Regions from separate parts of the Homo sapiens genome. Here region 2 is linked to region 1. A link is an interaction called in ENCODE POLR2A ChIA-PET data of the cell type or tissue named here. Cell type or tissue: GM12878. All regions are shown on one strand.

Region 1 (5,000 bases):
TGTATATTCTGTTGATTTGGGGTGGAGAGTTATGTAGATGTCTATTAGGTCCACTTGGTGCAGAGCTGAATTCAATTCCTGGACATCCTTGTTAACTTTCTGTCTCGTTGATCTGTCTAATGTTGACAGTGGGGTGTTAAAGTCTCCCATTATTATTGTGTGGAGATTTTTCAGTTTGTGATGGTGTGAAAGTAATATACATTCAGTAGAACTGTGCTTTCCGTGCCCATACAATCGTTCTTTCCCTTTCAGTACTATATTCAGTAAACTATATGAGACATTCAACACTTTGTTATAAAATAGGATTTATGCTCTCTTTTGTGTGTGTCCTTTTTTTTTCAGACCTGGTCAACAGGAAGTATAAATTAGGGTTTATATTAGATGATTTTTTTTCCCAAATGTAAGCTAATGTAAGTGTCTTAAGCACACTTAAGGTAGGCTATGCTAAGCTGTGAGGTTAGGTAGGTTAGGTGTATTAAATGCATTTTTGACTTAATGATATTTTCAACTTACAGTGGGCTAAGCAGGATGTAACTGTATTGTAAGTCAAGGCGCATTTGTACTTCCCTTTTGGAAATAATAATCTTTGACATTATTTTCAAGGTTAGACATTTGCGTTGAGATCAAAGATAATTTTTTCAAACTTAGCTCTGGCATAAACAATTACATGACTTTAATTGTACTAGGTATAGAAGAAAAAGTATTTTTATAAATAGGCAAAATAAATCATTTTTATTGAGCACATATTATGTGCCTAAGACATATTATACCTTCTAGTGTTTATAGCAGTCTTACTAAGTAAATATTGCTTTTATTTTCATGTGAGAAAATGGAAACTCAGAGAGGTTAAATAACTTGCCCATGGTCATAAATTCAGCAAATGATGGAATTGAGATTAGAACTCAGGTTTTTCTGCCTTTCCAACCCCACCCTTTTTGTTCTTATGACACTGTTCTTGTATAAATATTGCTGACTTACATTTGAGAATGTCAGGTATTTCACGGGAGCCAGCACATGCAAGAGTGCATTTTAAAGAAGAACCTCTATAGAAATGTCAGACTGTATATACTTACTTCAGTTATCCAACATCATCATTTAATGAAGTATTTTCCCTGTAGCTTTTTAAAGCAAGCATTTATGTAAAATTTTCCCTTTGATATGTTAGAAGTATCCCTACCTTCTTAAAGTGTTCTGTAATTTATATAACATTTATTTGGGGTATCATATTAGGCTCTTGCTGTGTGCTTTAATAAGGCAGTGGCCTCAGGATTTGTTAAATGTCCTTAAGTCAGTTACTGCCTTGAAAAGTGGTCCATGATTAGTATATTTTTGTAGTTAGTGATTTGCTGTCAGCTGTCATTTCTCAAGGTCAAATTCTGGCAGTTCCTTGCATCCTATTATATACATCCATAAGCTTTGACCTGTGAGCCTAAAGGTATCTCTACACCCTCCTGGAGAAAGATATAGTACTTTGATTCACTGACATTACATTCCTATTTTCTCTCTCTCTCTCTCTCTCTCAAATGACAAGGTAGCTAATTCTTCTGTGTGTTCCTTAAGGCACTATTAACACTCTAGTAGTGCCAGTGTTTGTATGTTTAAAAGACCTACAGACTTACTTTTTATTTCTTTTAAATACATATACTTCTCCTGTGATCGTAAATATTTGAATGTGATGCTACTGTATACTGGCTGTGTATGTGTGAATACAGCCAAGATGACAAAAAGCAGCTGCAGTTATGCTCAGAAAGAGTGTTGTTTCATTTACAGTGGTTTCTTTTCTTCAATGAGTCTGCTGCCTTTACTCAAAAATCTCCCTTTCTTCACTGTGGCAGCAGCTGGAGTCTTTGTTACTGTCACTCACAGCCATACCAAGTGATGAAAAACAGGTTTGAAACTTAAAATACTTCTCTTTCCAACTTAGCTTGTACTCATTGTAAATTCAAGTCTCTCCACCCAAATGACTGAATCAGTTCTGCTTTCTATTTTGTCTGTCAGTGCTTTACTGGAATTTTCACTTTTGTCTTAGCAGTAATAGTGTAGTGTGATTTATAATCCACATTCCTCTATTAAGTCATTCTGCAGATTTAGATCCTTTGCTTGTCTCTACAGCACGGAGCTCATCTGTGGTACCTGAGTGTTTATGGTATATAATCATGCTTACAGTATATTTCAGCTTCACCATGGTTATTTTTTTTTTTTTTTTTTTTTAAGACAGAGTCTCACTCTGTTGCCCAAGCTAGAGTGCAGTGGCGCCATCTCAGCTCACTGCAACCTCCGCCTCATGGGTTCAAGTGATTCTCCTGCCTCAGCTTCCTGAGTAGCTGGGATTACAGGCGCCCGCCACCGTGCCTGGCTAATTTTTGTATTTTTAGTAGAGACAGGGTTTCACTATCTTGGCCACTCTGGTCTCAGACTCCTGACCTTGTGATCCACCCGCCTTGGCCTCCCAAAGTACTGGGATTACAGGCATGAGCCACCGCACCCGGCCGGTCGTCTTAACACAGCAGTATTAATATGAACTGGGAGCTTTTTATCCAACTGGAAACATGGTAATGGCAGATTCTAGGGAGTCTCATAGAAGAAATACATTATTAGGTATGAAAATAACCCAAGCAGCTTATTATACTATGCAGAGGAATCTCTTAAAGAATAGTTTCATCTACTTCTTTCCATTAATAGGGACCTTATCCAAATTTTTATTTTGGGAGCTTACAACATAAATATATAGTGTTAAGTTCTCCTGAATATACATGTAATACATATTCAGAAATAGGTGAACTGTAATGTCACAGCTTTGTCATGGTCATTTGTAACTGGAATAATAATATGCAGATGACTCTTAATTCTTCACCTCTAATCCTCAATCCTCATTCTTTTTTAAAACCTCAGTTTTGAATCTTCAGCTGCCTACTGGGCAGTTAAATTGACAATTTCAACATCACCTCAGATCCAGTTATTTTTGTTGCTCTTTTTTTTTTTTCTTTTCTTTTTTTTTTTTTTGAGACAAGGTCTCACTCTGTCACCCAGGCTGGAGTGCAGTGGTGTGATCATAGTTCACTGCACTATCTCCCAGGCTCAAGAGATCTTCCTACCTTAGCCTCTCGAGTAGCTGGGACTACAGGCACATGCCACCATGCCTGGATTTTTTTTTTTTTTTTTTGTAGAGACAGGGTCTCGGTATGCTGCCTATGTTGGTCTCAAACTCCTGAGCTGAAGTTATCCTCCCACCTTGGCCTCCCAAAGTGCTGGGATTACAGGCATGAGCCACTGCACTGGCCTTTATTGCTCGATAAATGACATTTAATTAATACCTACCACATGTTATGCATCATTCACTCATTAAACTGACATTCATTAAGCATCTTTATGTGCCAAGTACTTTGATAGGCACTGGGATTCAAGTGGTGAATAAGACTGAAATGGTCCCTGCCTTTATGGAGTTTAATGTCTACAGCATAGGGGCTGCTAATTGAATAAATACTTCAGGATTGACTAATACAATGATAAGGAAAATAAGGGGACTCTTCAGATGGAGAGCAAGGGTAGCTAGCCCTGTCTAATGAGTCACAGAAGGCCTCCCTGATTGAAGTCATTTTTAAGCCACGAATTGAAGGGTGTGAAGGAGTTAGATGATTGGGGGCAAACTATTTTTTTCTCTCTATGCCTTAGTTTCCTCATTTGTAGAGATAAAAAGAGAAAACAAATGAATAAATTCCTTAATGCATGTGAAGGTACTTAGAACAGTACCTGGCTCTGAGTGTGGCTGCTGTCTTCATCATCTGTATCGTCATCATTAATCATTCATTCAGGTTTTCAAATAAACATCTATTGAGCACTTACAAAGTACTAGGCATTTTTCAGTATTGTGGTGGGATTCAGAAATGAAAATCATAAAAATCTATCCTTCCAAGGAGATATGTATACAAATAGCTACAAAGCAGAGAGTAATACAGCAAGAACTATAAGGGAAGTATGAGCCAATTTCTGGGCAGGAGCATTCCTTTTTATTTGGGAGTGGTGTATGATTTGTGCCACTTACTTGGCAAGTGCTTGTAAACTGCCTGTGAAATCTTATTTTTTCTTGTTTTCTTATTTACTTTTTGAGATTTTGCCTGTGTATATCTTTACTTGCCACTGAAATTTTTCATGTTGAAGTGAGGAAGTATATATCTCACAGACTGAGATATATGAATAGTAGGTGCTCTGTATGCTGATGAGTAGTCTTAAAAGCCTATTAAACTTTTAATAGTAACCCAGTACCATTTAATAGTAAAATAAGTAACCCAAAAGGGTTACTTACTTTAAAAGCCTCGTAACTGCTTAAGGCCTTTATTATAATAGTGTCACATGCTTTAGAGGGACTCAGTGTAGATGAAGAAATAGACGTTACCTCCTCTAAAATAAAAAAAGTTATTCATGGATGCATCATCTGTTGATTCTACCAAATGTCTGTTCTAATATTTGCTGTAGTAAAGTGACATCTTTGACATCATTTTTGAAATGTATTACCATATTTAACTGAAAAAAACAGAGTAACAGTCAAAATTGGTAATAATTTTAAATTTTGTTTAACATTACCAAAAGTCGTATAATTCAGTTTGGCTGATACAAAATATGAGGCTTAGCAGACAGTTACATATTTCAACAAATTGAAGTTTTCAAATGTTGCTTACATTTCTGTCTTGAGAGAAAACAGTTATTGTGTGGCAAATAACTTATTGCAGTTTTTGAGGAAAGTGTATATTAAAAACATCTGTAAAGATAGTAAAGTACCTCTGTTTAACTGGTAAGAGATCAGAGTTAACGTCTCACTTTTTGTAGCCAATAATATTCTAGCTCTGATTTACTAAAAGAAAATAAAAATAACGAATATTTTATTTTCTAGAATCTTTTGTTTTATGTCTTAATGTGTTACATTCATGATTAAGATGCCAGCTTTGTTTTCGTCTAAACTTTAAAGCATAAAACTGTTCTTTCTAAATTTTCTTTACAATTAG
Region 2 (5,000 bases), 120 kb before region 1:
CAAACAAATAAGAATATGTAAAAGTATGTGTATAATAATTTTATTGAAGCATCATTACAATAGTGAGAAACTGGAAATATTCAATGTCTTTTTCACTGTAAAAGTCTTTTGTAAAATATAGTTGTATACATGTGTCTTCCTGTATGTGTTTCCAGGAAAGTTGCTAATAGTATTCTAAAAATCTCTAATAGTATCTTTTAGAAATTGGTCTAGTCTGTTGAGATACAAGATTTCCTAGAGCTTTGAGGTTGAACTCAGACCTAGCATCTACATTTGTTGTTTGATTTTACATTCACACATAGTTGTGTGATGTTAATAGACATACCAGTTTGGATTTAATTAAAAACAGAAACACAGCAAATATTTTAACAGAATGAATTTAGTTGAAGAATTGTCTGTTACGAAAGAACTGAAGAGATGAAAAAGTCTTGCAGAGGAAGCAAGCACTGCAGGAAGCGTCTACCATGCAGCGAACTGGGGTAATGAAGAAATGAGGGTAGATTATTAAAATTTAGAAGATTGGAGGAGGCCTTATAGGGTTCATAAGAAGCCAGTTGCTGCCCAGCTGTCATTCTTGCCACAAGATCTTGGAGGAAGGATTCAGAGGCTCCAGACAATTGATATACTGGGTTATAAGGCCCAAGTGGCAGAGCAGCTTATACTATAGCATGAACTTGCTGCAGAGCCATCTTTTGTTCTGATTTCAACTTAAAAATGGTAGCCTAACAGGTTCCTTGGTCAATGAGTTGGAGTACTGCTTCAAAATCCACAGTGATTGTTAATCTTTGTAACGTCCTTTTTAGTATCCACTGATAGTGCAAGTAGAGTAACTTGTCTCTGACACCTTGGAGAAGCTATCCTGATAGGCTTCCAACCATTGGACCCCTAGAAATCTTACTTAGGCAATGGGCTCTTAATTTTTGTGGGTTTTATGTCTTCTGTCTTACATGTGTCTTAGCAAGATGTCTAAAGAACTTTATACTTCCTCTTTATCACTCTTAATAAGTACAAAATCATCAGCATTGTTGATCAGTGATTTGTTCTGTGTAGTGTCAGAGTGACCACTGTCTCTGAAAAAAATTAGAAAGACGATAACAAGTGAGAGACAGAAATTGGAGTCCTTACACATGGATGTTGAGATTGTAAGTTGGTGCAGCCAGTGTGGCAAACAGTTACATAGTTCCTCAAAATGTTTAAGATAGACTTACCATGTGACTCAGCAATTCCACTCTCAAGTATATACCCAAGAGAAATGAAAACATATGCCCACACAAAACTTGTACGTAAATCTTCTTATCAGCATTATTCATAATAGCCAAAGGGTGGAAACAACCCCAAATATTTATCAACTGACACATGGATAAATACGCAAACAAAATAACTCTTCCACCAGGCACAGTGCCTCACTCCTGTAGTCCCAGCACTTTGAGATGTCTGAGGTGGGCATAGTGCTTGAGTCCAGGAGTTTGAGACCAGCCTGGGCAACCTGGTGAAACCCCATTTCTAACAAGAAATACAAAAAAAAAAAAAAAAAAAAAAAAAAGCTGGCCATGATGGCACATGCCTGTAGTCCCAGCTACTTGGAGGCTAAGGTGGGAGGAACACCTGAGCCTGGGGAGGTTGGGGCTACAGTGAGCTGTGGTGGGGCCACTGCACTCCAGCCTGAGTGACAGAGTGAGACCCTTCCTTAAAAAAAAGGAAAAAGAAAATACCTTTCATTTAGACGACTGTAGTGGATCCTCTTAAGCAAAGAGACTCTGGATATTATGCCAGCTGGATTTCAATTCAAGCTCTGCCACTCTTTACTCAGGTTCTCTCTCTGTTGCTTGTGTTTCTGTAACTTCATTATGTGGATAATAGTGCCTACCTCGTGTGGGACTTTAATGACATAATACATGTAAGTCCTTTAAACTACTGCATGTTACATAATAAATACTAAATATATATTTACTATTTTTTAAAAAGACCACTGTCTCTGTAGATTCTACTGTGGCAGAGAGCAGAAAAGCAGTATGCTGTGGCTGCAAGATATACTATTGGTCATTCTAGGCAAAGGCAGATGTCTTCTGATAGTACCACAGATTGGTACAGAGAAAAAAGTATTTGCCAACTTGTATATAAGATTTTAGAGGCTACATTGATTGGTTTCGTTAAAGACAGCACATCTGAAATGGCAGCTGCACTTGGTTTAACATGATTAAATTTATGATAATCAAAAATCATTCTAAATCTCTGATGGTGGTACTAATTTTTGTATTTCCCTTGGAGATATGTTACTGCTTTTGGTTTATTTCCCTGGTAGGGAAGGCTGGTTGAAGGGGCTTTTATTTGGCCTTTCCTAGCATAATGACCCTTATTCCGTGGGTCAGACAGCCAATGTGGAAATTCGTTTTCCAAGTATTTCTCTTCCAGTTATACATCCAGTAACTGGAAAATAACCGCAGGTTGTATTTGTGGACATACCGTCACACTTAGATTTAAACTTGAGCCAGTAATCCATTTATCACCTGATTACCCTAAGCTCTCCATTTAACTTACGGACTGCAGTGGCATTTTGGGTTCCTGGCAATTCGTGTCTGTTTAAAGTAAGTGTCTGGTAATCCCCTAGTGGTCTGGGTGTTCTTTCTTTTGGATTATAATTTTTTTATTAGATTTTTCTTTTGAAAGAAAGAACATCCGTACCACTAGGGGGTTACCAGACACTTACTTTAAACAGACACGACCACTAGGGGATTACCCATCGGGGATTACCAGAACAATCACTTTAGCAAATGCTGCTCATCCTTTGAAAAACTGTTGGAAGATTTACAGCAAGGGTCAGCACTTTTTTTCTATGAAAGGCCAGATAGTCAATATTTTAGGGTTTGTTGCCTATGTATCTCAACTACTCAAGTCTACCATTGTGGTGCTAAATCAAAGCTAGACAATATGTGTATGAGTGAGCATGACTGTGTCACAGTGAAACTTTATTTACAAAAACAGGTGTGAGGCCAGATGTGGCCTGTAGACTATAGTTTGCCAACTGTGGATTTACAGTACTGTACATGGTTGTAGTAGTATTGCAATACCTTCTTTAAGGGGATCTGGCCTCCCACTTGTATTGGGAGGCTTAGGTATTTTTGTTGTTGTTTGTTTGTTTTGAGATAGAGACTTACTCTGTTGCCCAGGCTGGAGTGCAGTGGTGCAATCTCAGCTCACTGTACCGTCCACCTCCCGGGTTCAAGCGATTCTCCTGCTTCAGCCTCCAGAGTAGCTGGGATTACAGGTGCCTGCCACCATGCTGGGCTGATTTTTTATAATTTTAATAGGGGTGGGGTTTCACAGTGTTGGCCAGGCTGGTCGCAAACTCCTGACCTCAAGTGATCCACGTGCCTCGGCCTCCCAAAGTGCTGGGATTACAGGTGTGAGCCAACATGCCTGGCCAGAAGGTTCTGGTTTGTTAACCAGGTAAGGTCTGCACATTTAAAACTGAGAAATGCTAGCTTCCTAGCAAGCAGAATGGAATATATAGAATTGACTGCATGGTCTCCTTTACTTCCTATCGGAAAAGTCTTTTTACTCTGCTGACTAGAGTGTATGTGTGTGTGTGTGTGTGTGTGTGTGTGTGTGTGTATTTCTTTTGCTTCAATTCATTAAAAAAAAAAATAGAATGAGCTGGGTTTGGAAGCTGAGGCAGGAGGATTGCTTGAGCCCTAGGAGTTTGAATCCAGCCTGTGCAATACAGCAAGATCTCATCTCTGGGAAAAAAAAAAAAAAATCGTTTTCTCATGCTTATTTGAATTAGTGTTACTCTTTTTGAGAAGGAAATTGTGGTGGTAAAATATTTTTCTGAATGTTGAAGAACTGTTCTTATATAAGGAAGGATTAAGTATGGGGGAAAAAGTCTTACTACTTTGCTGAGCAGCATTTTTCTGTTTTCTACCCTCTGCCTCTTTCACAAAATGAAATGTTTAATTCTTTCATTTATATTTTATTTAAAAATTATTTTAAAGAAATAGACATAAAACACTAATGTAATCACTATTATTATAGTATGCTTAATGACTAAGCTATTTGGTATGTAGCTGGTTGTATTTTTTTATGTATAATATAGCTATTTTTATTATTTAGCAAATGACCCATAGTAACTGCTTTCTTATTTGAAAATATTCTCATCACCCAAACATATTTTAAGACAAATGCTTCGTTGGCTTTCAGTCTTTGAATGGTTACTACTGTTAACATTCTTGATTATGTTTTACTTCCAGTGTGCCTAGGAGAGGCAAGGAGGAGCTGTGACTGAACTCTTTTCAGTTCCTTTGCCTGGTTATCTCTTGGGTATTAGTAACTCTTGTTTCCTCTGTTATTTCATCCTTCCTGCATTCAGCAGAAAATCTTTCCCAGGCCGCTTACCAAAAACCAACATCATAATCAAAGTGTCTACAAGTAACTAGTAGGAGAAAAGGAGCATGTGGCTTTAAAACATCTACTTATGACCTCACTGGAGTCAAATTACTTATTTTTACTTGTTAATTTACTAAATAGAAGTATATATCACCTTTGTTTTATAATTTGATTCTTTGGAATTTAATTTTCATATTCATTTTAACACTATTCTTTACATTAGTACCTTTCGCTTATGTGATTTTTCTCAATTAATATATATTTTCATTAATTGCAATTTCTCTAAGTTACCTTTTATGTTATAAAAAGCTTGTTACCTGGTGGATATTATATAGATTAAATATTAGTTAAATTCCTACTTTGAATCACATTGAAGTTGGTGGGGGGGAAAATGAAGTAACTTAGGAACATAGGATTTGAATGCAGACCCTCATGAGAGATGAGATGGGAAGAACTGCAAACAAATCTTGAACTCCTTTTTTATTAGGTTTGTTTTTTGCTGTAATTATGGTTGTGAAACGCCAAACTACTTTAGAAGTGTTGTAGGATTGAGCAAATGGGTACTGATGTTGGGAGTCAGGGTTCTCAGTGAGGAAGGAGAAAGATACAAATATGAA

The links. ChIA-PET counts read pairs that join two places held together with the same protein. Peaks named below come from ENCODE experiments on the same cell type or tissue, not always from the same donor. Only the 100,000 strongest peaks of a DNase experiment are listed, where the experiment ranks them.
Region 2: POLR2A ChIA-PET joins it to region 1 with 14 read pairs; 2 of 35 experiments call an interaction of 5 or more read pairs at or near these places.

Annotation. Positions count from the first base shown.
Region 1 is chr6:88,638,550-88,643,549 of GRCh38, reverse strand. All of the region lies in intron 14 of RNGTT (RNA guanylyltransferase and 5'-phosphatase), which reads left to right. Among named protein-coding and RNA genes, the nearest start is that of RNGTT, 320 kb to the left of the region's middle. In GM12878, no CTCF peak of the experiment used is centred here; a DNase peak (open chromatin) is centred at 1,899; H3K4me3 peaks cover 714 bases; H3K27ac peaks cover 2,729 bases.
Region 2 is chr6:88,759,631-88,764,630 of GRCh38, reverse strand. The region is part of intron 13 of RNGTT (RNA guanylyltransferase and 5'-phosphatase); the gene reads left to right. Among named protein-coding and RNA genes, the nearest start is that of RNGTT, 200 kb to the left of the region's middle. In GM12878, a CTCF peak has its summit at 2,705; DNase peaks (open chromatin) are centred at 2,770 and 4,337; H3K4me3 peaks cover 236 bases; H3K27ac peaks cover 3,856 bases.